2 separate regions of the Homo sapiens genome follow, and region 2 is linked to region 1. The links are chromatin loops, found by intact Hi-C in ENCODE. Cell type or tissue: mammary epithelial cell. All regions are shown on one strand. Links, peaks and the distances in the headings refer to the core of each region. The heading gives the core; the rest is flanking DNA.

Region 1 (17,272 bases), core at 6,406-11,405:
ATAGGAGTGGTGAGAGAGGTCATCCCTGTCTTTTGCCAGTTTTCAAAGGGAATGCATCCAGTTTTTGTCCATTCAGTATGATATTGGCTGTGGGTTTGTCATAGATAGCTCTTATTATTTTGAAATGTGTCCCATCAATACCTAATTTATTGAGAGTTTTTAGCATGAAGGTTGTTCAATTTTGTCAAAGGCCTTTTCTGCATCTATTGAGATAATCATGCGGTTTTTGTCTTTGGTTCTGTTTATATGCTGGATTACATTTATTGATTTGCGTATATTGAACCAGCCTTGCATCCCAGGGATGAAGCCCACTTGATCATGGTGGATAAGCTTTTTGATGTGCTGCTGGATTCGGTTTGGCAGTATTTTATTGAGGATTTTTGCATCAATGTTCATCAAGGATATTGGTGTAAAATTCTCTTTTTTGATTGTGTCTCTGCCCGACTTTGGTATCAGGATGATGCTGGCCTCATAAAATGAGTTAGGGAGGATTCCCTCTTTTTGTATTGATTGGAATAGTTTCAGAAGGAATGGTACCAGTTCCTCCTTGTACCTCTGGTAGAATTCAGCTGTGAATCCATCTGGTACTGGACTCTTCTTGGTTGGTAAGCTATTGATTATTGCCGTAATTTCAGATCCTGTTATTGATCTATTCAGAGATTCAACTTCTTCCTGGTTTAGTCTTGGGAGAGTGTATGTGTCCAGGAATTTATCCATTTCTTCTAGATTTTGTAGTTTATTTGCGTAGAGGTGTTTGTAGCATTCTCTGATGGTAGTTTGTATTTCTGTGGGATCGGTGGTGATATCCCCTTTATCATTTTGTATTGTGTCTTTTGATTCTTCTCTCTTTTTTTCTTTATTAGTCTTGCTAGCGGCCTATCAATTTTGTTGATCCTTTCAAAAAACTAGCTCCTGGATTCATTAATTTTTTGTGTCTCTATTTCCTTCAGTTCTGCTCTGATTTTAGTTATTTCTTGCCTTCTGCTAGCTTTTGAATGTATTTGCTCTTGCTTTTCTAGTTCTTTTAATCGTGATGTTAGGGTGTCAATTTTGGATCTTTCCTGCTTTCTCTTGTGGGCATTTAGTGCTATAAATTTCCCTCTACACACTGCTTTGAATGCGTCCCAGAGATTCTGGTATGTTGTGTTTTTGTTCTTGTTGGTTTCAAAGAACATCTTTATTTCTGCCTTCATTTCATTATGTACCCAGTAGTCATTCAGGAGCAGGTTGTTCAGTTTCCATGTAGTTGAGCGGTTTTGAGTGAGATTCTTAATCCTGAGTTCTAGTTTGATTGCACTGTGGTCTGAGAGATAGTTTGTTATAATTTCTGTTCTTTTACATTTGCTGAGGAGAGCTTTACTTCCAACTATGTGGTCAATTTTGGAATAGGTGTGGTCTGGTGCTGAAAAAAATGTATATTCTATTGATTTGGGGTGGAGAGTTCTGTAGATGTCTATTAGGTCCACTTGGTGCAGAGCTGAGTTCAATTTCTGGGTATCCTTGTTGACTTTCTGTCTCGTTGATCTGTCTAATGTTGACAGTGGGGTGTTAAAGTCTCCCATTATTAATGTGTGGGAGTCTAAGTCTCTTTGTAGGTCACTCAGGACTTGCTTTATGAATCTGGGTGCTCCTGTATTGGGTGCATATATATTTAGGATAGTTAGCTCCTCTTGTTGAATTGATCCCTTTACCATTATGTAATGGCCTTCTTTGTCTCTTTTGATCTTTGTTGGTTTAAAGTCTGTTTTATCAGAGACTAGGATTGCAACCCCTGCCTTTTTTTGTTTTCCATTTGCTTGGTAGATCTTCCTCCATCCTTTTATTTTGAGCCTATGTGTGTCTCTGCACGTGAGATGGGTTTCCTGAATACAGCACACTGATGGGTCTTGACTCTTTATCCAATTTGCCAGTCTGTGTTTTTTAATTGGAGCATTTTGTCCATTTACATTTAAAGTTAATATTGTTATGTGTGAATTTAATCCTGTCATTATGATGTTAGCTGGTTATTTTGCTCATTAGTTGATGCAGTTTCTTCCTAGTCTCGATGGTCTTTACATTTTGGCATGATTTTGCAGCGGCTGGTGCCAGTTGTTCCTTTCCATGTTTAGCACTTCCTTCAGGAGCTCTTTTAGGGCGGGCCTGGTGGTGACAAAATCTCTCAGCATTTGCTTGTCTGTAAAGTATTTTATTTCTCCTTCACTTATGAAGCTTAGTTTGGCTGGATATGAAATTCTGGGTTGAAAATTCTTTTCTTTAAGAATGTTGAATACTGGCCCCCACTCTCTTCTGGCTTGTAGAGTTTCTGCCGAGAGATCCGCTGTTAGTCTGATGGGCTTCCCTTTGTGGGTAACCTGACCTTTCTCTCTGGCTGCCCTTAACATTTTTTCCTTCATTTCAACTTTGGTGAATCTGACAATTATGTGTCTTGGAGTTGCTCTTCTCAAGGAGTATCTTTGTGGCGTTCTCTGTATTTCCTGAATCTGAATGTTGGTCTGCCTTGTTAGATTGGGGAAGTTCTCCTGGATAATATCCTGCAGAGTGTTTTCCAACTTGTTTCCATTCTCCCTGTCACTTTCAGGTACACCAATCAGACGTAGATTTGGTCTTTTCACATAGTCCCATATTTCTTGGAGGCTTTGTTCATTTCTTTTTATTCTTTTTTCTCTAAACTTCCCTTCTCACTTCATTTCATTCATTTCATCTTCCATTGCTGATACCCTTTCTTCCAGTTGATCGCATCGGCTCCTGAGGCTTCTGCATTCTTCACGTAGTTCTCGAGCCTTGGTTTTCAGCTCCATCAGCTCCTTTAAGCACTTCTCTGTATTGGTTATTCTAGTTATACATTCTTCTAAATTTTTTTCAAAGTTTTCAACTTCTTTGCCTTTGGTTTGAATGTCCTCCCGTAGCTTGGAGTAATTTGATCATCTGAAGCCTTCTTCTCTCAGCTCGTCAAAGTCATTCTCTGTCCAGCTTTTTTCCATTGCTGGTGAGGAACTGCGTTCCTTTGGAGGAGGAGAGGCCCTCTGCTTTTTAGAGTTTCCAGTTTTTCTGCTCTGTTTTTTCCCCATCTTTGTGGTTTTATCTACTTTTGGTCTTTAATGATGGTGATGTACAGATGGGTTTTTGGTGTGGATGTCCTTTCTGTTTGTTAGTTTTCCTTCTAACAGACAGGACCCTCAGCTGCAAGTCTGTTGGAGTACCCGGCCGTGTGAGGTGTCAGTCTGCCCCTGCTGGGGGGTGCCTCCCAGTTAGGCTGCTCGGGGATCAGGGGTCAGGGACCCACTTGAGGAGGCAGTGTGCCTGTTCTCAGATCTCCAGCTGCATTCTGGGAGAACCACTGCTCTCTTCAAAGCTGTCAGACAGGGACATTTAAGTCTGCAGAGGTTACTGCTGTCTTTTTGTTTGTCTGTGCCCTGCCCCCAGAGGTGGAGCCTACAGAGGCAGGCAGGCCTCCTTGAGCTGTGGTGGGCTCCACCCAGTTGGAGCTTGCCGGCTGCTTTGTTTACCTAAGCAAGCCTGGGCAATGGCAGGCGCCCCTCCCCCAGCCTTGCTGCCACCTTGCAGTTGGATCTCAGACTCCTGTGCTAGCAATCAGCGAGACTCCGTGGGCATAGGACCCTCCAAGCCATGTGCGGGATATAATCTCCTGGTGCACCGTTTTTTAAGCCCATCGGAAAAGCGCAGTATTTGGGTGGGAGTGACCCGATTTTCCAGGTGCCGTCTGTCACCCCTTTCTTTGACTAGGAAAGGGAACTCCCTGACCCCTTGCGCTTTCTGAGTGAGGCAATGCCTCGCCCTGCTTCGGCTTGCGCACGGTGCGTGCACCCACTGACCTGCGCCCACTGTCTGGCACTCCCTATTGAGATGAACCCGGTACCTCAGATGGAAATGCAGAAATCACCCGTCTTCTGTGTCGCTCACACTGGGAGCTGTAGACCAGAGCTGTTCCTATTTGGCCATCTTGGCTCCTCCCAACATGCTTTCTATCAGAATTATAACATTTTTAAACATGCTTGGCAAAAACACAGATGTTATTAGTGATATTTGCATTAGGAAATAATTATAATAAAGAATAAATGTAATCAGTTTTACCTTGATATAAATTTTACATTTTCCAAAACCAAATTGTGTAATGAAAGCCATTACAATTTTTTCTTTGTAATCTGGAATCTTACTAGAAAATGTTGATGAGGCTTTGAGACTCGAAGATAAATTGTTTGTTGTGGAATTTACAAATGCTTTTTGGCAGTGATCAGTTGTCCTCTAAGAGTGTTTGGCAATCTTTTGGATTCAAAATGTTGGATCTTCACTTGCTAATATTTCTGAGCAGGAGTGGGGGTGATGTTCCCATCTGTGAAGAGTCAAGAGAGGTGGGAAGGAAGTGTTCTGGCTTGAAGATTGTATCTTCTGCACACCTGTGTGGCAAAGTTGTCTGGTGGGTGGAGGATTTATTTGATGAGGGGGCAGCAAATTGAAAGAGGATGCAGAAGCGGTAGAGTAGTTTTCCCTGGGCTTTAAAAATACAAATTATTTGGGGAAGATACCACATCTTAATTCTTTATAAACTAACGTCTTAATATCATAGGAAAGAAACCACATAAAACTGTGTTTCAAAATGGTTCTATTTTAGTATATTTAAAGTACATGTAAAAATGATAAAAAAAAAAGAAAAAAAATAAAGCACCGCTTTTAGAAGAAATCGAGTGGAAATTTAGAAATTCGGAGTGAATGCAAGAAACTGTTATTGAAAATCCAGTCTGTGTCTAGCACTTTGCCAAGGCCCCTAGAATAAAAAAGTTGACTAAGATACATCTCCAGTTCCCAAAAACTCTCCATACATTAGAGAATGGGGTGACATACAACACCAAATAAATACTGTTCAAGATTGCAGATGGTTTATCAGGATAGATTTCCACAAATTACAGTGGGGGTGGCTGGTTCTGGGAAGTTTTATCATCAGGTTTTTTCTCTTGTTTTATTTACCCGTGTGCTTTTCTTGATCTTACAGTTTAATTGTATGTGTGGCTTTTTGTTCAAGTTATCTCAATTTCTTCTGAGAAGAAATATAGTTTCAAAATCAATCAATAAAGATAATCCTCTGATAAAGTAAGATCTGAATATACAAATCATGGTTACAGTAATCTTACCATTATATATAAATTACCTCTCAAACAAATGGGCCATTCAGAAAAAGGCTCAGAGTGAATTAGCTGGAGGGGTTGTCAAGGGTCATAGTTTTTACTGCTTTGAAGAGATTATCACTGGATGATTTCCTCACATTTATATAACTTCAGTCTCCTGTTCTTTTTACTCTGGCTGAGGTACAAGGAATCAGGAAAGAGAGGGCAACTGTGAGGAAGGAGCATTCTCCAGGTGGGAAGGTTAGTAAAATTAACCATACAATTACAGAATGGGGAAAATGAGGCCTGCCTAGGTGATTAGGGAAGGAGATGGTTACAAACTTGGAGATGTCTAATCTCAGTAAGCAGGTCAAAGAGGTCAGCTTTCACTTAGCAGCTCCAGAGCACAATCAGATGAGTATAGCTAAATGTTTTCAATTCTAAAAAATCAAGTCAGGGAGAAATTTTGTTTGGGCCTAATGGGAAACAGTTTCTCTGCTCACAACATTTCTGACACCAAGTATATGGATTTTCTAGACCAAGAAATTCTCGAGTTCTCTTCAGAGACCAACTGGGGATCAACAATTCAATTTAATTCTGACACCCAAGGTGAGTGCAGACCCTACAGGTTAAGGGTTCAGTCCCACAAGACTGCTCCCCACTTCTGATGCCAATCACAAGTAGTGAGTCCCCAGGTTACCTATACTTCTGACCTGGCTACGTGGACCCCTCCTCAAGTCTGATAATTTGCTATAACCACTCACAGAACTCAGAGGAACACTTCGTATTACTGGTTTATTATAAAGGATATTCTAAAGGATACAAATGAACAGTATGACAGTCAGATGAATAGGTTCATAGGACAAAGTCCAGCCAATGGTCCTAGGTACAGGAACTTCTGTATCCGTGGAATTTTGGATGCATCACCTTCCTGGCAAGTGGACACATTCACCAACCTGGACACTTTCCCAATACCTTTGCTTAGGGGTTTTATGAAGGCTCTATTATGTAGGCATGATTGATTAAATCATTGGCCTTTGGTGATTAGCTCAATCTCCAGCTCCTCTTCCCTCCCCAGATGGGGCTGAAGGTTTCAATCCTCTAAACACACAGTTGGTTCCTCTGGTAACCAGCCTCCATCCTTCAAGACTCACCTCATTAGCATAAACTCAGGTGTGGTTGGAAGTGGCTTATTATGAACAATGAAAGATGCTGCTTTCACTTCTATTACTCAGGAAGTTGCTAGTGTTTTAGAAGCTTTGTGCCAGGAACTGGGGACAAAGACCAAATATTTATTTATTATTATATCACAACATCACAGTACCTAAGAAGCAAAGCTACATTCAGCAAGTACTGATGGGAGTCAAGGTTATATGTTGGAGGGCACCAATTTATTTGTATGGATTTGCTTTATTTATTTATTTTTGTAAGTAAATAAATTTGTCTTGCTATGTTTCCCAGGTTGGTCTCAAACTCCTGACCTCAAGCAGTCCTTCCACTTTGGCCTCCCAAAATGCTGGGGTTACAAGCATGAGCCACTGTACCCAGCTGTGCATTTTTTTAAACTTTATTTTATGTAGTTTTAAAACTATATATATTTTATATAGTTTTTTATAATTAGAAATGTTAATGAGTAGTTTTCTATTTATATTATTAGTTTAATAAAAGCTTCTTTTATACAATAAGAAAAATGGACTCAATTATTAATATATTCTCAGTTATTAATAATTATATTCTAAATTACCAATTCTCAATTATTAATATTCAATCAATAATAATATGTTAATATATTCTCAATTATTAATATTCTGAGAGGTGTGTCTGGGGAAAGCCAGTGGGAATATATTACCTAATTCAGGACTCCATTTTGTCCCCTAGCAGCTATACAAATTGCAGGCATAGTGATCCTGCCTGGGAAGTAATAACCAGCCTTGTAAACTGGAACCTACTGAGTGAAAGTAAACATCAAATCATGGCAAAGATTGGTTGGCAATTACTGTAAATAAAAAATGGAACCTATTATATTGTGATTGCTTACTCCCATATCCTCCACTAGGAGGATAAATTTTGTGAGAGCAGGGACTGTATTTGACTTATTTAAAGTTACATATATATATCCTAACTGTGTATAATACATAGTTGCTATTAAAGAAAAAATATTAAATGAATAACTGGGGTAAGTCATGAAGAGGGAAGCAGAAACGAGAGAAAATTGAACTATATTTAGAGATGTTCCTTCACTTACAAATGGGTTACATCCTGATAAACCCATTGTTAAGTTGAAAATATTGTATAAATGGAAAATGCATTTAATACACCTCAGCTACCAAATAGCATAGCTTAGCCTAGCTATGATGAGCTGAAATGTGCTCAGAACATTTATGTTAGCCAACAACTGGACAAAATCATGTGACAACATAGTACAATGTAGAGTGTAGGTTGTTTACCCTCATGATCATGCGGCTGACTGGGAACTGTGGTTCATTGCTGCTGTCCAGCATGGCGGGAGATGGAGAGAGATAATATCATATCTCTTTCTATTGAATGCACATCACTTGTGCACCATAGTCAAGTTAAAAAATTATGTCAGGGACCATCTGTATTTCCCAAATTTGTTTAGAATCCTCCTTGGTTTCTCCCATAGATGGTTGATCCCATCTAGAAGGGCTTATTAAGTACCAAAGAAAGTCTTAAGTTTTGTTTCAAAGTATTGATTTATCTCTACATTGACAGCATGCTTCTTAACAGCAGGCTAGAAATTGGATTGGTGGTTTCTTTTAGTCTTAGAACTAAGACTTCAGGGCAAAGATGTGGAATTTGAGACCAAATTATGTCCTTCACCTAAAATGCACCAAATCAAATAAATTGTCTCTAGGTAATCCTTGGCATGCAGGCCTGTCTATTTTATAGAGAGTGGGTAATCCAACCCCTTCCTGAAAGTGCCTATTTAATTTATCTGAATTAAGTGGGAACAACAAACAGAAGTGTTTGAACCACAAGATAAAGTAACTGAATTGCAAAGCCAGGAATGAGTCCAGGTTAGTAGACACACATTAGGAAATGCACTGCAAAATATAAAGTGGGAGTCTTGCACCTTTGCAAGGATTAATGCTTTGAAAATATGATAGCTCAGAGAAAAAAGAAAGTTTTAGGAACTTAGTGCCATTAGGAACTTAAGGCCATTTTCTAAAGCAGCCATTCTCACCCAGAGGGCAAAAGACGCCTTTCAGCTGGAGTGGCTTTTGCCATTGCCTGGTGCCAGGGAGCTGAAGCCTTGGCAGCTGGTTGTACACAGCTCTTTCCTTGCAGGAGTGCCAGTAAGGAGAGGCTTCCAGAGCATGTCTGCACAGGAGACCAGAGAGCTCAGGTTTTTAAGTTCTAAATAAGGAGATTTATTCTGACTAAGACTCCTCCTTAGTCAATCCTTGATGACTCCAGAGATGGCAGGGCTGTTAGTTTCGTTATGTTATTTAAAAGAGTGTGTTGAAGAAAATGTTAATTGATCCAGATGACTATGTGCATTATATCACAAAAGAAAGTTCATTTTTCACACTTTTGTCATCATCAGTCCCTCTATTTTTTATACTACTAGCCTGACCTCTTAGGCTCTTCTAGAATTTCAGAGAGCCAAGAAACATGTTTTTTAAAGTACCATTTTTCAACAATAAGTGTATGAAAATAAAAACAGTTTGATCATCTTCTCTCAGCAAAGGTAAAACATTTTTAGGCAGTAAGTAAATAGAAGGTTGTTTTAAGGTGCACTAAACCTGGGCAAGGAAAAGTATTCTGGAGACAAACAAGAGCAGGAGAGATAGTAGAAGCAGAGAAGAAATCTGGGTGGGATATTCTACAACCCTGTGACCCCTAGAGTGGTCTGTGGACCAGCAATGTCTACAACACCTGGCAGAATTCAGTCCTCTTATCCCTCCAACCCACTGAATCAGAATCTGATTCTTAAAAGGATTCCCAGGGGATTTGTATGTACATTGAAGTTTGAGAGCTCAGCTCTTGGAGCCCAGAGAGGAAGAGTTCTGAGTAAATCTGCCACCACTGAGGCTCTCAAACTTTGGTGAATATAGGAAACTCGTGAAAAGGTTACTAAAAAGGAGTGTTTACGGGTCAAAGAGGTTCTGATTCTATAGACTTGTGTGGTACCTTGAAAATCTGTATTTCTAACAAATTTTCCAGGGCTTCTGACACATATGATCATTGAACCACATGTTAAGAAACCTCTACTGCTGATTTCATGATTTAATGAAGGAAGACTATGCTTACTAAATAATACCCACTGAAGCAGCAGGCCATAAGAGGCTTTCTGCCTGGGAGAAGCGTAATGGAGTTGCCTGTCTAAGATATAGTTACTGGTTGCAGGGCCCCTAAGACCTCATCTTTCTAGACTGATCTGTGTTCTAATCACATTGAGCTCTCCAGTTTCCCAAAACTAGCCACATGCTTTGCAATGCTGTTTTCTCTGCTCAAGTTTCTGAGTCAGTTTGGATTCTTGTTTAAGGTATGTACTAGTGGTGTGACCTCAAGCAAGTGACTCACAATGTGTTACACTCAGTTTGCTCATATGTAAAATGGGTTCTGTAGTATCTGTCTCATGGGGTTATCGCAACAATTACAAGAGAAATGGCCCATGTAAAATATATAGATAGCAGAGTGTATAGCATTTAACAGATATTTAGTACATGATCATAACTATTGCTTGCATTCTTTCTTGTCTGAAGAACTCCCGTTTTTCCTCCAAAACTTAGTTGCTCTTTGTAAGTCCTTGACAAGCTCCCCACTACCACTATGAAGTTGCTCACACATCTGTGCTCTCAACAGTACTTAAACATTTCTCTCTGTGTCCCTTGTGATATGTTGTTATTCGTTCTCTTTCTTTCTGCTGAACTGTGAGCTCATCAAAACAAACAATAAAAACAAACCCTGTCTTATCTGTCTGTATAGTGTTAGCACCACACACCTAATGATAAAGGCAAGGTGATTGTTTATGGGCTAGGCCCTGTTCTAAGCACTTTTAATGAATTAACTCATTGATTCCTCAGAACAACCCTATTAGGTAGGCATGGCTGTTACCTCCATTTTATAGATGGGGAAGCTGAAGCACAGATAAGTAACTTGTCCAAGGTGATACTATTCAGTGGTAGACCTGTAATTAGAATCAATTTAATAGCAGTCTGGTTCCAGAGTTCAAGGCAGCAGACACTCACTCAATAAAGGCTTGTTGAATTGCATTACACTGTGAGTATACCAGCTTTAGATGTGGTCTTCCTGCTTTAAGAAATGGTGTTCTGAAGGTGACTAAGGAGAAAGTCAAATCATTGTTACAGTTTTCTGGTGTGTCTTATTGACCTAAAACAATATCAAAACATATCACAGATGTACAATGTTTAATGGGTTCATTCTGAAAGGACACCTCGAATCTGTTACGAAATTGTGAAGTACCCAGACTATTTCAAAGAGCAAGATTTTGTAGAACAACAGGAGGAAATGAAGACTTCCTGACATGGTCATTTCTTTCTTTTTTTTTTTTTTTAGCTTTATTGAGGTATGATTTACATAAAATAAATTTCTCTTTGAAGTATACAGTTTAATGAATTTTGGTAATTGTAGATAGCTATTATAACTTTTACCATAATCAAGATATAGATAAATTATATTATTCTAGAAAGTAGCCTTTGTGCCCCTTTGCATTTTATCCGTTCTCCTGACCTCTGGCTCCAGGTAACCATTGATTTGCTTTCTGTCACTCTAGTTTTACCTTTTCCAGATTGTCATATACATGGAATCATACAATATGATAGTCTTCTTAGTCTGGATTGTTTTGCTTAATATAAAGCTTTTGAGATCCATCTGTATTATTGTTTTGATCAGTAGTTTTTTCTTTCTTATTGATAAGTAGTATTTCATGTCATAGATATACTCTGATTTGTTTACCCACTCACCAGTTGATGGACATCTGGGTTATTTCCAGTATTTGGCAATTATCAATAATGCTGCTATGAGTATTCATGTAAAATTCTTTGTGTGGAAATATGTTTTCATTTCTCTTGGGTAAATACCTAGAAGTGGGTTTGCTGGGTCTGCCATACTGTTTCCCAGAGTGGCTATACTGTGTTGTACTCCCCAGCAATATATTAGAGTCTGGTTGTTCTTATCCTTGGCAACATATGATATTGTCAGTCTTTTTAACTTTAGCTATTCTAGTAGATGTTTACTGGTCGTTCTTGTTGTAGTTTTAATGTACATTTTCTTGATGAGTAATGACATTGAGCATCTTTCTTAGGCTTATTGTTTATTTGCATATCATCATTTGCATATTGTTCATTTGCATGCCATTGTGCAAATCTTTAGCTTACTTTTTTAAAAAATTGGGTAGTGTATCTTCTTTCTACTGAGTTGTATGTATTTTTAAAAGTATTCTGGATTCAAGCTCTTTGTCAAATATATGGTTTGCAAATATTTTCTCAGAGTTTGTGGCTTGCATTTTTATTTTATTTTTAAATTATGGGGTTTTATTATGCATAGAAGGCTCATTCCTTCTTGACTACTTTCCACATGGCAACTTGAACTTTGTATGCTTGGCGGGGTGGCAGTAGTGGCTGTACCCTGGCTTGCTCATGTCTTGGTCACCCTGAAGCCTTTGTTAAGGATCTCCGCCTTGGAGGTGAGCAGCCCTGGCTGCTGCTTTCCAATGGCTTCATTTCCTTACTTGTGTCTTTAGAGAGCAAAAATGTTAAATTTTGATTAACTTCATTTTACCTATTTTTTTTTCTTTATTGTGCTAATTGTGTCTTGCTTAAGAAATTTTTGCCTAACCCAATGTCACAGAGATTTTATTCTAGAAGTTTAATAGTTTCTTATATTTAGGTCTACCATTTATTTCAAATTAATTTTGAATCCGACATAGAGATTTAAACCCTGCTTTCACAAGAGTCCTCTCTTCTTGGTGATGTACCACATAGCTCATCACATAACCCTGTCACGTTAACCATGTCCGTGTAGAAACTAGTATAAAATAGTGTGTGTGTGTGAGACTCAGGGAAACCTTTTAAAGCTGGTAGCTGTTCAGTTCTCAAGTTCGACAATAAATGGTATTGTTTAAATTAGGCTTGTGATTTTTTCCGCGTGTCAGATGTGCAGAAAGAACGTGTGGGAAATAACTTATGGTAGATATGAACTTCAGGTAATTTTTTAAAGTCATTAAACTCTGGGCAGATATGTTTGAAGCAAAGTTAACTGGATAGAATAAGGAATGACTGTAGTGCCCATTTATGCCTCCAAGTTTTGTTAAGTCTTAAATATTAGACCAAACGATATTGTTTTGCTTAGTTTTTACTTCTCTGCCCATTTCCAGGAAGCACCAACTCTTTATTTGAAAAGGACAAACTATTTTCTTATTTCTGCAAATCTGTTTGAAAAAGGGAAGAACCAATCTTGGGAAAAAAATTCAGCCTGATGTTCTTTTTCCTAGCATGCCTTTTGCCCGTTACCACTTCCACATCCCCTGTTTCTAAGATAGTCTGAAATTTCAAAATGCCTACAAAAAGTTCTCTGTCTTTAGGTTGTTTGGAATTGTTAATTATTGGTGGCAATGGATGAGTGTTCAGCACCTTGGAACTTTTGCAAAAGAAACTTAATAAGGATACGTTTGCTGTAGTTGGAAAAGTATTTGATGAACAGCTGACCTTTCAAATGTTTACATGAGTTGAATCTCTGAACTGCTAATGTTTGGAAGGTCCAAGTTCCAATTCAGACTTAGACACTGAATCCCTTTGTAGAGAAAGCTTTGAAATCTCTTCAGCTGTAGTTTTCTCTCTCTTTTTTTTTTTAAGGCCAACTTCACCTACCAGTTAATTGGTTAATGTTTGTGAATGCTTTGAGTAGGCAAAAAGCACTTTCTCAGGGCAGTGCCCCATTGTTCCCTCTCCCAATTGTGGTTTGCCATTCACCTGAGTAAGTGGATAAGCCATGGGCCAAGTTTGCATTGTAGAAAGGAAATGATTCTACAGATACTTAGCCATGGGATGGAAAAATATGTTTCTTTCACGTAGAGTTTGTGAATAAAGCTTCCACTGTGCTGAGCAAAAAATGCAAAAGGAAGCCTTGTTGTCTGGATTAGGTCACTTATAAATACCTTAAAAATATTTACATAAATGTCTACTGACTAACCAATTCTCTGAGCACATTCCATAAAAATTTCTTCTCAACTGCATTTGGAAATTTGCTTTTTTTTTTTTTTTTGGTCCATTGTGTTCGTGGACTGGTGTTCATGGTGCTCAGTTGACTTAAAGAAGCCAATCCATCTAAAAGAACTAGGAAGGTGGGCTGAGGAAGAAGGTTGGGGCTGGGGAAATTAACAAGAGCCTTCTTTCTAATTGTGGCTTTTTCCCCTGAGGTACTGTTTCAGCATACTTTTTTTTTTTTTCTTAGCGTCAGTTACTTCATTGCTTAAGTGACTCTTTTAGCTAAGTTCATGTGTTTCTCATGGGCTACTCCAATCAGCAGGGCAGTCTCACCCTAACTAGTTTCACCACACTCCCTTTGTGGTACTGGACATTATACAGAGAGCAGCAAGCCAGGGTACTTCCGTATCTTCATTGGAAAATGTCGTTTTTAAATTGCTCTAAATGCATGCATCATTTTGTGCTTGCAGTTGGACTATAATGGGAATTATCAGAGAATCACATGTCTTTGCCATAGACTTAATCTGGTTCCCATGAGGGGAAAAAAGGATTGTGTTGTTATTATTGGAAATAGACAAAAGAAGTCAAGGGATCTCTATTGAGGTCTGATCACACCTTGAAGGTATTTGGAATGGAGACCAGAGAGGTCACACTTAGGTGTTTTATTTGACCTATATAGAGTTGAAAAAAATTTTTAAAAGTTTTCAGCATGGTGTTCAAAAATTAAAACAGAAGTAAAAACAAAAACAACCCAAACCCCAAAGTTTCCAGCATTTAAAATCTAGAGGTTTCACATTAAAAAAATCTGGAATCCCAGCTTCTTTTAAAAAATGGGAAGACCTGGGATCTCTAGATGTGCATTCCTAAGTGGCAAAATTGACTAGATCAGAGCAGCAGCTGCTTGTTTGGAAGGTCTGGGGCTCATATCACCAGCTTGTACCCTGGAGATATAAGCTGGAGGGTTTGCATAATCTGTTACTAAAAGAATGAGTGACTATTATGTTTTCACATATATATTTTCTGTTCAAAGGAAAGAAACTATCTAAAGAAAGTGAAAAGAATGATTTAAGATGACATATTTGAACCTTTATTCAGCTGTTTATAGTCAGAATGTCACAAGGTTATTCATCTATGAACCAGTTAAAATATACTTCCTTTGATTCTTCTGAGAGGAAGGTGTAGTAGATATGTGTTATGTATTATGTACGCCTAAAAAGCAAATTAAATATTTTTCAAAATGGCATATCTAGAGATTTAAGGCCTTTCAAGCAAAAACTTTGTGTGACCGCTCAGCAGCAAAATAATCTCCACGGCAGTCTGGTAAGAACCAGGATTATGTTTTTATCTAGAGAGGGTAAAATGACAGCTGGACATCACCAGTATCTTTTTACTGAAAAGTATGTGTCAATTTGTGAAACACGTTTTATTCCGAGATATCTTTCACTTATAATTCTGCCTTTATCCACTAGATAGCAAATAGTATCTAATGGACATAAATAGCTTCCTAGTCTAGGCTTCTTAGCATTCAGTCTTCCTTCCTATTAGCATCCAGGTTTCCTTTTGGGGTGTTATCTCTCTCCCACTGAGGGCAGTCCTGAGGAACTGGGGCTAATGAATAAAACTGCCTTGGGCTCCTGCTAGAGAAGCCCTTGATTCTCACCTTCTACTGTTGGGTATGAGCCAAGAAATGGGCATGTGACCTAAGCTTGGAAAGTTGGATTTTCCTGGTTAATTGAATCTTGAGTGGAATGGTGCAAAGCCGGAAGCAACAGTTGGAGCTCATGCATTCCAGAGATATTGCCCTGTAAGTAATCCCTGGCCTTGCTCCTATCCTGTTTGCAAGTCTGGTTTTCTATATTCCCTGTCAATTTCATGAGATTCACCAATATTCTGTGAGCTTTTTTTTCTTTTGGTATAATGGTTCTCTGTTGCATATAATCAGAGAGCTCTAACTTATATGTTCAGGCTCTGACCCTGTGCCCTGCTATCACCCTTGTCCCTTCCCCATCATCTCTTGCCTGGAATACCGTAATAGCCTCCTCACTGATCAAAGCATATGTATATATATAATATACATATATAATATATACATATAAATAATATATATTAATGTGCCAAGCATTATTATATGTATATAATATACATATATATAATAATATACATACATATATATATATAAACTTTTGTGACCTTATCTCTTTCTCCTTCCTTGCTATACCGATCTTCTTGCTGGTCCTCCTGGCCAGGCATAATCCTGCCCTAAGCCATTTTCACTGGCTTTTCCCTGTGCCTCAATTACTTTTTCTCCAGATAGCCATTTTGGCTTACTCTCTCACCTCCACCTTCATATCAAAGGTGATATTCACTCGTGTTTCAATACCACGTACTTGGTGAGACCTTTCCTAGCCACCTTGTTTAAAAAGTCAAGACTCTCCCACTATAGGCATTATCTACCCATTTCCCAGCTTATTTTAAATTTTATTTTATAGACTTTTATCACCATCTAAAATACCACATGACTTTCTTATTGATTTTTAAAAGAGTGCCTGTTTATGCCCACTGGAATGTAAGCTTCAAAAGGGCGTAGTGTTCACTGCTGTTAGCCCCAGCATATAAAATAGTGCTTGGCACATTAATTTGTTGAATAAATGATGTGGCTTTGGGGGAGCCCTTTTGTTTTATTTGACTTATATTCTTAAGATTAAGCACAGTGTATGGCACAGAATAGGCACATAATAAATTTTGTTTTTGTTGTTGTCCCTGGCTGCTAGGACTATTAAATAGGACAGTCTTCAGGATCTAATCCTTTCATAGTTTCACTCTGGTTGATAAGTGTTTTGTAATAATCATAGGGGCTAACTCCACCCAGTATTTGAGCTTGCATTCATTTTGATGAAAAAAAAAAAAAGCAACCTGATCAGGATAGAACTTGCTTAAAGAAAGGCTCAGATTAGTTTCAGTGAGTTTACACAGTCAGCGTTTTGGCGGTGAGGCTCTGAAGTTGAATCAAGCCAAGAAATACAATTGATCATCCTAGTCTGCAAATTTCATTTGCAAGTTCAATTGAAGTGTAAGTGCAATGGGATCATGTTATTAGTTCTCTTAGAGGCAAAGATTCCCAGGATAGGAAAATTTGTGTGTGCTTGCTGGGTCAGTGAGAAATGGGCTGGCAATGCAGTGTTCCTAGGGACACTCCTGGGATGGAAAGAGACATAGGAAGGGACTATTACTAAGCAAGGTGCTTTGATCCCTCTCTCCTTTTCTCCACCCACCCCCTGCCCACCCCTGCTCTTGATTGAAACAAATGATTGTGGTATTGTGACAAAAAAACAAATATAATTTTAATCCAAATTTAGTTCATTCTTTCAGTAAGAATATCTTTTCTTCCTTCTGCAATTAAGCATTCTAATTTTCTTTTTCCACTGCAAAATTGTGTCTTTTAGGTTGGCAGGGCTTCAAGTGGTATTGATTGTAATTTCTAATTATTTAAGCTATTTCAGCGATTAGTGAGAACTACTTCTATGATTATAGGATACTGTTGAACAATGGAGTTCTTTCAAAATCTCATTGGTCAGTTTCAATTTAGTTAGGAAAAAAATCACAAAGGCAAAAAATACAAGTTTTGAGAAACTACCCTTTTTAGCTTCAAACATGCATTTGTGTTCTTCCTATCAGAAGTAGAGTAAAAATTTTGCTGTACACTTGAGAGAATACTTCTTGTGTTGAACTTCTTTATAATGCAAAGATAACTTTTCCTTTCTGAGCAAGTTTTGAAATGCTGAGATACTTTTTTTCCTTTATAACTCAACTCTGGAACCAAAAGTTCCTTCCTTGGATTTGTGAATTCCCAACCCCCAAGAGTATAGTCCAAATTGATTTTGAGCCTTTTTTCTATTCAATAAAAATAGTAAATGGCACTGGCAATATTTGAGTTAGATAAATTCCAGTTAAGGTAAAGTC
Region 2 (12,118 bases), core at 6,837-11,836, 63 kb after region 1:
ACTGCCATGAGGGATAGAAGTTGGAACGCTAGCTGCTTTTAGCTACCTTATCAGCGTAAGCATTGTCCTGAGCAATGGGATCTGATGCCTTTTGATGGCCCTTGCAGTGAATGACTCCAGCTTCCTTTGGAAGTAAATTGGCCTTGAGAAGTGTTTTTATTAAAGAGGCATTAATGATGGAGGACCCTTGTGTAGTGAGGAAACCTCTTTCTGCCTATACAACAGCATGGTGGTGCAGGACATAGAAGGCATATTTAGAGTCAGTATAAATATTGACGCGTAATTCCTTTGCAAGAGTGAGGGCTTGAGTTGAGGCAATGAGTTCAGCTTGCTAAGAGGTAGTGGAGCGGGGCAGAGCGGTAGCCTCAATGATAGATGTGGAAGATACTATAGCATAGCTTGCCTTTGCTGGTGAGTGGCGATTAGGCCTGGTGGAACTGCCATCAATAATCCAAATGTGATCAGGGTGAGAAACAGGAAAGAAGGAAATATGGGGAAATGGGGTGAATGTCAGGTGGATTAGAGAGATACAGTCATGGGGGTCAGGTGTGGTATCCGGAATAATGTGTGAGGCTCGATTAAAGTCCGGGCCAGGAACAATGGTAATTGTGGGAGACTCAACAAAGAGTGAGTATAGCTGAAGGAGCTGGGAAGCAAAAAGTATATGTGTCAGGTGGGAGGAAGAAAATAGATTTTGAAAGTTATGAGAATTGTAGAGAGTTAATTGAGCATAGTTTGTGATTTTGAGGGCCTCTAAAAGTATTAAGGAGCAGCAGCCACCACACGCAGACATGAGGGCTAGGCTAAAACAGTAAGGTCAAGTTGTTTGCATAAAAAGGCTACAGGGCGCGGTCCCGGCTCTTGTGTAAGAATTCTGACTGCACTAACCATACCTAGGAAGGAAAGGAGTTGTTGTTTTGTAGAAGGGATTGGGGTTTGGGAGATTAGCCGGACACGAGCAGCAGGGAGAGCACGTGTGTTTTTATGAGAATTATGCCGAGATAGGTAACAGATGAGGATGAAATTTGGGCTTGACTGAGATAATGGGGGCTGTCTGTGAAGCCTTGCAGCAGTACAGCCCAGGTAATTTGCTGAGCCTGATGGGTGTCAGGGTCAGTCCAACTGAAAGCGAAGAGAGGCTGGGATGAAGGGTGCAAAGGAATAGTAAAGAAAGCATGTTTGGGATCCAGAACAGAATAATGGGTTGTGGAGGGAGGTATTGAGGATAGGAGAGTATATGGGTTTGGCACCATGGGGTGGGTAGGCAAAACAATTTGGTTGATAAGGTGCAGATCCTGAACTAACTTGTAAGACTTGTCCGGTTTTTGGACAGGTAAAATGGGGGAATTGTAAGGAGAGTTTATAGGTTTTAGAAGCCCATGCTGTAGCAGGCGAGTGATAACAGGCTTTAATCCTTTTAAAGCGTGCTGTGGGATGGGATATTGGCGTTGAGTGGGGTAAGGGTGATTAGGTTTTAATGGGATGGTAAGGGGTGCATGATCGGTCACCAAGGAGGGAATAGAGGTGTGCTATATTTGTGGTTTAAGTTGGGGAGATACAAGGGGAGGATGTCAAGGAGGCTTTGAATTGGTGAAAAAGGAGACAATGAGGTGTGGCTGTAGCCCAGGAATAGTCAGGGAAGCAGATAATTTAGTTAAAATGTTTTGACCTAATAAGGGAGCTGGGCAGGTGGGGATAATTAAAAGGAGTGCTTAAAAGAGTATTGTCTAAGTTGGCACCAGAGTTGGGGAGTTTTAAGAGGTTTAGAAGCCTGGCCGTCAATACCCACAACAGTTATGGAGGCAAAGGAACAAGGCCCTTGAAAAGAAGGTAATGTGGAGTGGGTAGCCTCTGTATTGATTAAGAAGGGTATGGACTTACCCTCCACTGTGAGAGTTACCCAAAGCTTGGCGTCCGTGATGGTCTAGGGGGCTTCCGAGGCAATCGGGCAGCATCGGTCTTCAGCCGCTAAGCCGAGTAAATCTGGGAAGGAGTCAGTCAGAGAGCCTTGGGCCAGAGTTCCAGGGGCTCTGGGAGTGGCTGCCAGGTGAGTTGAACAGTGGGGTCCTGCACAGATGGGACACGACTTAGGAGGAATCCCGGGCTGCCGGCATTCCTTGGCCCAGTGGCCAGATTTCTGGCACTTGTAGCAAGCTGCGGGAGGAGGTTCTGGAGGAACCCCTGGCAGCTGTGGTTCAGGCGTTTGGAGTTCTTGTGTGCTGGAGATGTGGCTGGGGTTTGTCTCACAGTGGAGGCAAGGAATTGCAACTCAGAAATACATTGCTACTTGGCTGCCTCAACTGTATTATTGTATACCTTGAAAGCGAGGTTAATTAAGTGCTATTATGGGGTTTGAGGGCTGGAATTTAATTTTTGGAGCTTTATTTAATGTCGGGAGCGGATTGGGTAACAAAGTGCATATTGAGACTAAAACGGCCTTCTGACCTTTCAGGGTCTAGGGCTGTAAAGCGTCTCAGGGTTGCTGCCAAACGAACCATGAACTGGGCTGGGTTTTTCATATTTGATGAGAAAGAGCCTAAACGCTAACTGATTTGGGAGAGGTTGGATAAAGGAAAAGGAGCATTAACCTTGACTATACCTTTAGCTCCAGCCACCTTTTTAAGAGGAAATTGCTGGGCAGGTGGGAGAGGGCTAGTTGCGGAACGAAACTGTAAGCCAGACTGGGTGTGAGGAGGAGAGGTGATAAAAGGATTATAGGGTGGAGGAGCAGAGGCTGAGGAAGAATTGGAACCTGGCTCGGCCTGGCGAGGAGCAGCCTGGGGAGGAGGGGAGAGGTCAGATGGGTCCGTAGAAAAGGAAGATTGGAGACTCCGCGACGCTTGGGGTTGGGACTGAGGGGACAGGTGGGAGGGAAAGAAGCAAGATTTGGGATGAGCTGCATTGGGAACAGAGACTAGGGAGGGACCAATGTGTAAAACAATGCCTGGACGTCAGGCACCTTAGCCCGTTTGCCTATTTTACGACAAGAATTATTTAGGTCTTGTAGGATGGAGAAATCGAAAGTGCCATTTTCTGGCCATTTAGGGCCATTGTCAAGTTTGTATTGGGGCCAAGCGGTGTTGCAGAAGAAAATAAGGCATTTAGGTTTTAGGTCAGGTGTGAGTTGAAGAGGTTTTAAGTTTTTGAGAACACAGGCTAAGGGAGAAGAAGGAGGAATGGAGGGTGGAAGGTTGCCCATAGTGAAGGAGGCAAGCCCAGAGAAAAGAGAGGGTAGAGACATGGAGAGAAGGGGTGGGGAGCAGCCAAAGCAGGCGTCCCTGCAATTGACTTGCCACCAAGGGAATGTGGGTGAATGACCAAGGCAGGCGTCCCGGCGGTGATCAGACACCAATGAAACGTGGGTGAATAATCAGGCAGGTGTCCCTGCATAATTAAACACCAAGGGAAGACTGTCTTCCCAAGTCCGTGACCAGCGCCAGAGTTTTGGGTCCATGGATAAAATGTGTCTCCTTTGTCTTTACCAGAAAATGAAGGAACTGAAATTAAGAGAAGGCAGAGATTGAAGTGTGGCGCCAAGATTGAAAGGAGAAAGAGGTTGAGGGATAGAAAGAGAGGTTGGAGAAGAGAATAAAAAGAGGGTGCTTACCCGATTTAAAATTGGTGAGATGTTCCTTGGGCTGGTTGGTCTGAGGACCAGAGGTCGTAAGTAGATCTTTCTCACGGAGCAAAGAGCAGGAGGACAGGGGATTGATCTCCCAAGGGAGGTCCCCACCCCCCCACGCCCCTGATCCGAGTCACGGCACCAAATTTCGGGACCAAATTTCACTCACATCCGTGTGAAGAGACCGCCAAACAGGCTTTGTGTGAGCAATAAAGCTTTTTAATCACCTGGGTGCAGGCAGGCTGAGTCTCAAAAGAGAGTCAGTGAAGGGAGATGGGGTGGGGCTGTTTTATAGGATTTGGGTAGGTAAAGGAAAATTACAGTCAAAGGGGGTTGTTCTCTGGCTGGCAGGGGCGGGGATCACAAGGTGCTCAGTTGGGGAGCCTTTGAGCCAGGATGAGCCAGGGGAAGGAATTTCACAAGGTAATGTCATCAGTTAAGGCAGGGACTGGCCATTTTCACTTCTTTTGTGGTGGAATGTCATCAGTTAAGGCAGGAACAGGCCATTTTCACTTCTTTTGTGATTCTTCAGTTACTTCAGCCATCTGGATGTATACGTGCAGGTCACAGGGGATATGATGGCTTAGCTTGGGTTCAGAAGCCTGACAGTCCAGACCATTGGGATTATTGAATATAACATTCTAGATTATTCAGTAGTGATTTCAAATATACATGGTATATGGCAATATGCAATTGTAATAATATGCAGTTTGTCTAAAGTGTGAATAACTTTCCGCAAAAGAAGGCCAGCTGCTACTTCTAGTGTTGGAGGTATGTGGAAAGGTTCCAGGAAGTGGCCTTTGTACATGTCTTAAATATTTCAGAATAAATTAAAAGACAGAGGGAGAACAATAATTCTTAGATATATGAGTCAGTTTTCTGAGTTGCAAACAGATCCCTCTCTAGTTAGTTTAAACAGAAAATAAATTTATTGTAGGATATCATGTAGTTTATAGATCCTCTAGGAGAGCCAGAACATTGAGCTTAGAGGCCATGCTTCCAGGAACAACGCTTAAATGACACTACTGATTGCTCTAGCAAAAGCCTCACTCCCACCATTTCTGGACACAGATACCATAACTTCCACTGCTGAGTCTGGTCAATGGATGCCAAGATTTCTACCATGGCTGCCCCCAAATTTTGGGCACATATGCCACTATGCTCATGAGAAAATAAATGTTAGGTGGTTCCTGGTAATGAAGCCACAGTATTCTCTTACAAGTCCATGTTGCATATGGGTATTTCTTATTGTTAGATCTACATCCTACCTCTGGCATAGATACCGACTGGCTGGGAAGGTGAATTTCCAACTTCTGCTTTGTGGCGGCTTGACTACAAAGGCTGAGACTCCCCAAACATGGGAAAGATGTTCAAAATATTCTGGGTGACCACAAAAAGCAACTAAGATCTACTGCACTGGAACTAGAAAAAGTGAGATGTTAAATTGGATATAATGTTTCATGTAAAGGAGCAGGAACTCTATGCCATCATATTATTTGCAGTTGTGAGACTTTGCAAGAGTCCGGGGTATAGTCCTCATAACTATCAAATATTTTTGTACTCTGACATATAATGTAAACAATTTGCAAAAAGTACACAAAGAACTGTCATCAGAATAATGGTACTTACAAGGAGCTTAATTGAAACTTGAAAGTTTAACATTTGGAGCAAAATACATAATAGAGTAACCCAATTGGAATACCCTCATGTAGTAATACCAGAAATTCTGAAAAATGTAAATAAACAGATAGATGTTATGACAGTATCTAAAGGATTGGTAACTATTTGGTACATGTGGTAGTAATTTACATTATATCGAGGTTTTCTTATAACTTCCTCTTTTGAACATAAAACATTCTGTTTGATGTTTGGGGTATTATTTTTATCATTATATTAGCTTAGGAATCTGAATCTCAGATAAATGAACTTTTTTTTTTCTTTTTTTTTTGTGAGACGGAGTCTCTGTCGCCCAGGCTGGAATGCAGTGGCGCCATCTCGGCTCACTGCAAGCTCCGCCTCACGGGTTCACACCATTCTCCTGCCTCAGCCTCCCGACTAGGTGGGACTAGGTGGCGCCCGCCACCACGCCCGGCTAATTTTTTTGTATTTTTAGTAGACACGGGGTTTTCCCGTGTTAGCCAGGATGGTCTCGATCACCTGACCGTGTGATCCTCCCGCCTTAGACTTCCGAAGTGCTGGGATTACAGGTGTGAGCCACCGCGCCCGGCCTGAACTTATTTTTTAAGTCATCTACTTGTTAAGTGACACATGAGTCTTGAACCCAGAGTTTTCACTTTTAATTTCATGAAGATAAAGAATCTGAGGAAGGTCCTCCTATCAAGCACAACATGGAGGAAGCTGTGCAAAGAGATGTTGAGATTCCCAGGAGCCTCTTTGGGCTGCCCAAACTTGCCAGTTTCCTTCTTTCTGGTTGTCTGGTCCATTTCCATTAAGGGAATTCCAGTTCTGATTCTTCTTGGGCCACACTTCTAGTTCAAGTTACTGCTATGAAGGATATTCTCCAATTTTCACAATTAGTCCATGAAACAATCATTAGACAGATATTTGTTGAGTAGCTGTGAACAAGGTCCTGCGCTGGGCGCTGCAATCATTCTTCCACTCCTCCGCAGACAGGAGGAGTTCGCCCTCTTGCTTATGTGGGGAAGGAAAGTCCAGTCAGAATCCTCTGTATGACAAGTCTACCACTAGTTGGATGATAAAGGTTTAATGTGCAGACACAGATTACAATTTTAGTTTTATAGGTTTCCCTCCTTGGTTAGAATTAGTAGTTTAATATTGGCACTGTTTTTTTGTTCTACTTTGTTTTAAGAATTTTTAGAAATGATACAGTTGTATACTCTCTCTTTCTAGCTTCTGGCTCATGATTTGTAATCTTGTTAATGTCTTTTCTAACCAATCAAAATAAGTAAAAATGTGTTTTTATAGTAGTGTTGCCATAGAATTAATGAGGCCTAACCATGTACAATCTCTGTGTGATTGGTCCCCAAAATAGTATTTGTGTGGTATTCTAACATTTCAGCAAATAATATATTTAAAGGTTTTCTTTTCAATCTTTAATGAAATCAAAAGCTTTCCTCCTCAATCTTTTTGTATTCATTTCAGATTTATCTAGGCAAACTGATATTAATAATTTTTATCAAGGTAATAGGTATACAATACTTTTTACTAGATTTTCTAATATATATGAAAACATATTTAACTTCAGATTTTTTAAACTAATCCAGAAGAAAAGCAACTGAAGTTTTTAAATTTAGAAGACATAGATTTTTCTTATTTTTATTATTGGTATTCTAATAGTATACTAAGAAAATGTAATATAAGCTACTTATAAAATAGTACATGCAATTAAATGAAGTCAGTGTACTACACTATAATAGTTTGTCATTGGACAGAACTCATCAGTTGGCCGGTTAGTACATGTGAATTTTGCATGAAGTACAAGGGACTTTCAGTTCTGGGCAACCAGTGCCAGTGAAAGTACCCTACTGGCCAAGATGGAAATTACTTTGATTTTGAGGTTCCTTGTTTCACATGCATTAAAAAAAATTATCGAGTATCTACTGAATGCCAAGGACTCATTTAGGCTCTGGAGGTATAAAGAACTAAATAAGACAAACAAGATCCCTGCTGTTATAGAAACTATTATTTAGTATGGAGAATTGAAAATAAACTAGTAAACACATAAATGATTGAGAGCATCTCAAAGAGATAGACATGTAATTTAGATGGTAAACAGGGCAATGGGCTATAAATTAATTGGGGTAACTTTACACAACGTTGGTCAGTGATGTCCTTTCTAAAAGCGTGACGTTGTTGCTGTGACCTGAATGACATGAAGCAACTATCTATGGAACAATGTGTGTTAGTGTTTCACATGGATGCCATGCATGTTTTTGTTTTAGTGGTTAGACTAGAGTGATGCTTCCACTCAGTGAGATAGAGCAGTATGTTTAAATATGTGTTAGTTTGCTCAAACTTTTGTGATGCTTTTCTAATACATCCTGGTTATTTTTCTTAAATATTCCTATTCCAGCACTAAGAGTACAGAGTTAATTCCTTTATGAGGTCCTGTTTGAAGTGCAACTGCTGATGTATAATTTCACAAACATCATTCCGCCTCTAGTAATGTTATTTCCTTGCAGCAATAATAGTCCAAGTGGGTAAGTGCTACCATAGCGGAAATTACAGGGAGCTAAGGGCTCGTCTAGCTCTATTTTGGAGGCTAGGTAAGGCTTTCTGAAATAAGAGGTTTCTAAACTGTGATCTGAAGGACAAAGAGAATTTTCCCAGGCCCAGGGAATAGGAGGACAAGACAGAAAAGTCTTCTACACAGAGGAACATGTGCAAAGGCCTTCGGAGAGAGAGAGAATGTGGTACATTTGGGGAACTGCCAATAATTTGCATTTGGCTGAAGTGTATAGTTCAAGAGATAAAGTGATAAAAGAGAAGGCAGTCTAGAGAAAGGAGCAGGAGCTGATTACAGATAAGCTTTGCTGAAGATTTTAGGCTGAGGAAAAGGACAACTTTTATTCATTAATTCAGCAAAACTTTATGAAGTGCCTTATGTGCTATGCACTGTTTTAGGCACTGGGAATACATCAGTGAACAGACAGAAGTCCCCACCTTCATTCTGTCTACATTCTAGGGGGCAAGGTAGATAGCAAACTAAGAAATTCTTAGGTAAGATGCCAAGTTTTTGAGGATTTTTGAGTTTGATGCAATATGGAAGCAATTTTTCAACTGGTAACACTTGAGAAGTCACAGGTTAACACCAAAGAATATGTATATTTTTGACAATGCCACTTGAGATTTTGGCATACTTTCACTTTTCTGAGTGAAACTAAACTAAAAGTTTGTCAGTCACAAGGACTGGCTTTTCTTTCTTCCTGAGCCCCTTCTGATAAGGACCTTTTCATAACCCTGTATCGCATGAGTTCTCAATGGTGTTAATTAAATTAGTAGAGCAGTAAATTGGTAGTGAGGCTGCTACTGCTTTCTTAAATAATTTGGAGCTCAATGGAATTACATTGTTTTGCAGAGATTCTTTAATAATGTGCCTTTAAGCTTAGGACTGCATCATCTAAATTTCTCTGTCATAGAACTTTTTGGAAATTGTACCAAACTGGGAGTATATGCTATTATAATACTTAAGAATTCAAATAACTTTTCATGTCTTAATGCATTTGCCCTAAAGTAAGAGTTGGTCACACATGTGAGTTGAATCTAAGAAGTTTAGTTTTGTGATTGAGCAAATTTATTATTATGATTATTATTATTAATTTTAGAGATGGTGAAATTATCCCTCATTAAAAAATCTACTCTGCACTTTACCAACGGAGTAGATTTTGCTGAAGTGCTAACAGATTGCTCTAAAGATACATTCCAAATTACCACCAACTTCCTATTTTGGGAAAAAAAGAAAGGAATCCAGTTTTAAGCCTCTGTCTCTTTAAAACAAAATGCGAGGTGGTGAACTATGTGGCACTTTTGATTATATGTTGAAACCACACTAAGTCCCTGAAATCCAAGAGAATATTGTACTCTGGTCCTTTGTGCAGAATGCTCACATGAGTGCTTACAGGAACCAATCCAGAAGCAAATTGCTGCTGATAGTAACTGACAGCATGAATTACTGCATTTTCAGAGACTCTGCCAGGATCAACCCGTATGATCTCACTTTTGCTCATATAGCAAGCTGAATATGTGCATGTGCTAGAACAAGCCTCCCAAGTTCAGGGAATGGCAAGGTCTCTCAGCAGTTTGAAAATAGCCAGCACCTTTGAAATGAATCACTGTGGCATCTAGTCAGCTCATACTTATAAAACCGGTTTTTCTTTGGTTAATTTCTGACCTTAAGCATGTAAAATCTCTTAGAAAAAGGAGGAACTGATTCATCTGTTTATTTGTCATGTGAAAACCAGACAAGTCAATGAGTGCTGAGGACAACATCAATTTCTCCTTAGCAAGCCGAGCTGCTTCTGGTTCTGCAACTCACTCTGGTCCGTTTGGAGACGTTTTGCAGCTAGTGATTCCCCTGTTGATTCTTAACAACTTTCAGAAATCTTCCTGTAATTTTGAACAAATAAGAACATTGAAGGAAGAACTGTACTCTTCGCTAGAAATACTCAATTGACATAAAATATATCTGATGGAAAATGCTCTAAAAATGAATTCATATTTTGTATACCAACACAACCAAGATCACTAAAATATAATTCAAACATGAGAAGAACTCATCTCAAATATACATATCTGGACATAAAAGTAGGAACTGGAAACATTTGTCCAAAAGATGAAACCATAGATTCAATATCCACAACCACAACCCAAGATCAGTCTCAAGATTTCTTCCATTATTTCAGGACATTATAAAACTCACCTAAATAGTAATAAAATTGCAGGGGAATCTGCATGATTTAATGCCTTTGCCCATCATTAGCAATGTAATCTAGTATTTCTGGGAAAACATAGACCTTCTGAGGTCTTTAACTCTGTTCTTGGCAGACAAAAAGCCTTCCAGGTCATCTTTAAAGACATATTTATTTTTAATTCTTAGGTCTACACATGTTTTCTGTTAATAAGTTGGAATCTTAAGATTGTATTCACTTCTTTATTTATTTTAAAAAATACTCAGTTCTCCTGAAACAATGGTGCCTTTGAAAATGAGGGGGCTAATAGAATAGAAGAAAAAAAAAGAAGCCTTTCCTTCTTTGTTCCATGTTTTGCTTTCTCTAGAAGGGGTGATGGGCTCTAGTCTTTGCAGGATATTTCTCAGTGAGTTAGCACTGCTCTAATGGTGGCCTTTGAGAGAAAGAGGAAAAGTGGGAGAGCCTTGTTTGTTATGGGGGAGCACTGGCTGGTTGAAGACAATCTGAAGGGGAGGTTTTTATCTTGGAGAGCCCTTCCTGGGGAAAATCAGAGGTGGAGATAGACAATCCCAGCATGGTACATGGGATAATATGATGGAGTAATGGGTGCATAGATGAGAGAGCACTTATCTCTCAACTTGGACATTTTACAGGCCTATTTATACGGGCCTCATTCAACAGGTTCAAACTCAACTGATTACTTCTTGCTCCTCCTTCTGTGTTCCTGATCTCAATGAAGCCCCATCTTCCATCCCAGCAAGAAGAGAGAGAAACTTAGGGGTTCCCTCTTGACTCTCTTTTGCCCTTGTACACCAATCAGTCACGAAGACCTGTCAATTATAACTCATTTATCTCTCTCAAGTTCTCAAATTTCATCTTCTTCTCATACTAAATACATATATGTCCTCTCCTTTACAAATAAGCCTGCTAACTGCCCCATCCTTGGTCTCTCCAATCTGATCTCTATCTACACTGTCTAAAACACACATATGACCATCTCATTCTTTTACTTAAAAGGCTCTCCATTGCGTTCAGGAAAAAAATAAAATCAAAACTCCCTTAAATGGAATATTTACCTCTCAATGAATATTCCCTGTCCTACCCTTGCTTCATCACAGGTTTTGTCTTGAATGCCCTCTCTCTGTCCTTTCTTCTCCTGGATAATTCCTACTTATCTTTCACATTTTGATTCAGCTATTACCTCCTCCTGGAAGACTTCCCCAAACCTCTTCCTGACCCTCATCACAAAAGGTTCCCAGTGTCCCTTGTTTTGACCACTGTGCTAATACATCATGTATCTTGAGGGCAAGTGCAGGGTTTTCATTGTTTCCAACTCAGCAGCTAGCATAGTGCCTGGCACATTGTAGATGAATGAATATGGGGATTAATCAGACAAAGTGACACAGAGAAGGCGGAGTTGTGCTGACTCACACTTGAGGGAGGAATAGGACAAAGCAGAGAGGGGTATTTAAGGCAGAGGGAGCATGTGCAGGAGCACGAGAGCACTTGTCACGTTGAGAGAACGTTACACGGTTTAGAACTGGTAGAGTGTAGGCCGGGCGCGGTGGCTCACACCTGTAATCCCAGCACTTTGGGAGGCCGAGGCGGGTGGATCACGAGGTCAGGAGATCGAGACCATCCTGGCTAACACGGTGGAACCTCATCTCTACTAAAAATACAAAAAAATTAGCCAGGCGTGGTGGCGGGTGCCATAGTCCCAGCTACTCCAGAGGCTGAGGCAGGAGAATGGCAGGAACCCGGGAGGTGGAGCTTGCAGTGAGCTGAGATTGCAGCCTGGGAGACAGAGCGAGACTCCATCTCAAAAAGAAAAAAAAAAGAACTGCTAGAGCGTAAAAGGTGAGATACAGACATCTGTGGCATGAGACATGTTCAGGAGTTGCACATTTGTTGTAATCTGAGGCCAGCTTTTCTCAAAGGTCAGAGAGGCTTCCTGAGGCTCTCAGTATAGTTACGAATGATGAAATGTCCAAGCAGGATTATACCATGTGTGATAATCTTATACACTTACATTTAACAAATTAGCCCCTTTGACAGAAAAGTTACAATGCATTTTAATTTTGTTATTTATGGGAAATTATAGGATTTA

Evidence for each region. A loop is a pair of places that touch in the nucleus more often than their neighbours do. Peaks named below come from ENCODE experiments on the same cell type or tissue, not always from the same donor. Only the 100,000 strongest peaks of a DNase experiment are listed, where the experiment ranks them.
Region 2: it touches region 1 in a loop (8-fold over the local background); 3 of 110 quality-filtered maps call a loop at or near these places.

What each region holds. Positions count from the first base shown.
Region 1 is chr5:96,105,277-96,122,548 of GRCh38, forward strand. The region is part of intron 1 of LOC101929710 (a long non-coding RNA gene); the gene reads left to right. It also overlaps a transcript of CAST not described here. Among named protein-coding and RNA genes, the nearest start is that of MIR583, 35 kb to the left of the region's middle. In mammary epithelial cell, for the core only: no CTCF peak of the experiment used is centred there; DNase peaks (open chromatin) are centred at 8,485 and 9,605; H3K27ac peaks cover 2,860 bases.
Region 2 is chr5:96,168,191-96,180,308 of GRCh38, forward strand. All of the region lies in intron 1 of LOC101929710 (a long non-coding RNA gene), which reads left to right. LOC105379675 (a long non-coding RNA gene) reads right to left here and starts at 2,067. Exons shown (of 2, transcript XR_001742452.2): 1 at 1,882-2,067. It also overlaps a transcript of CAST not described here. RefSeq lists an enhancer at 1-370. In mammary epithelial cell, for the core only: a CTCF peak has its summit at 7,128; DNase peaks (open chromatin) are centred at 9,401 and 11,391; H3K27ac peaks cover 2,363 bases.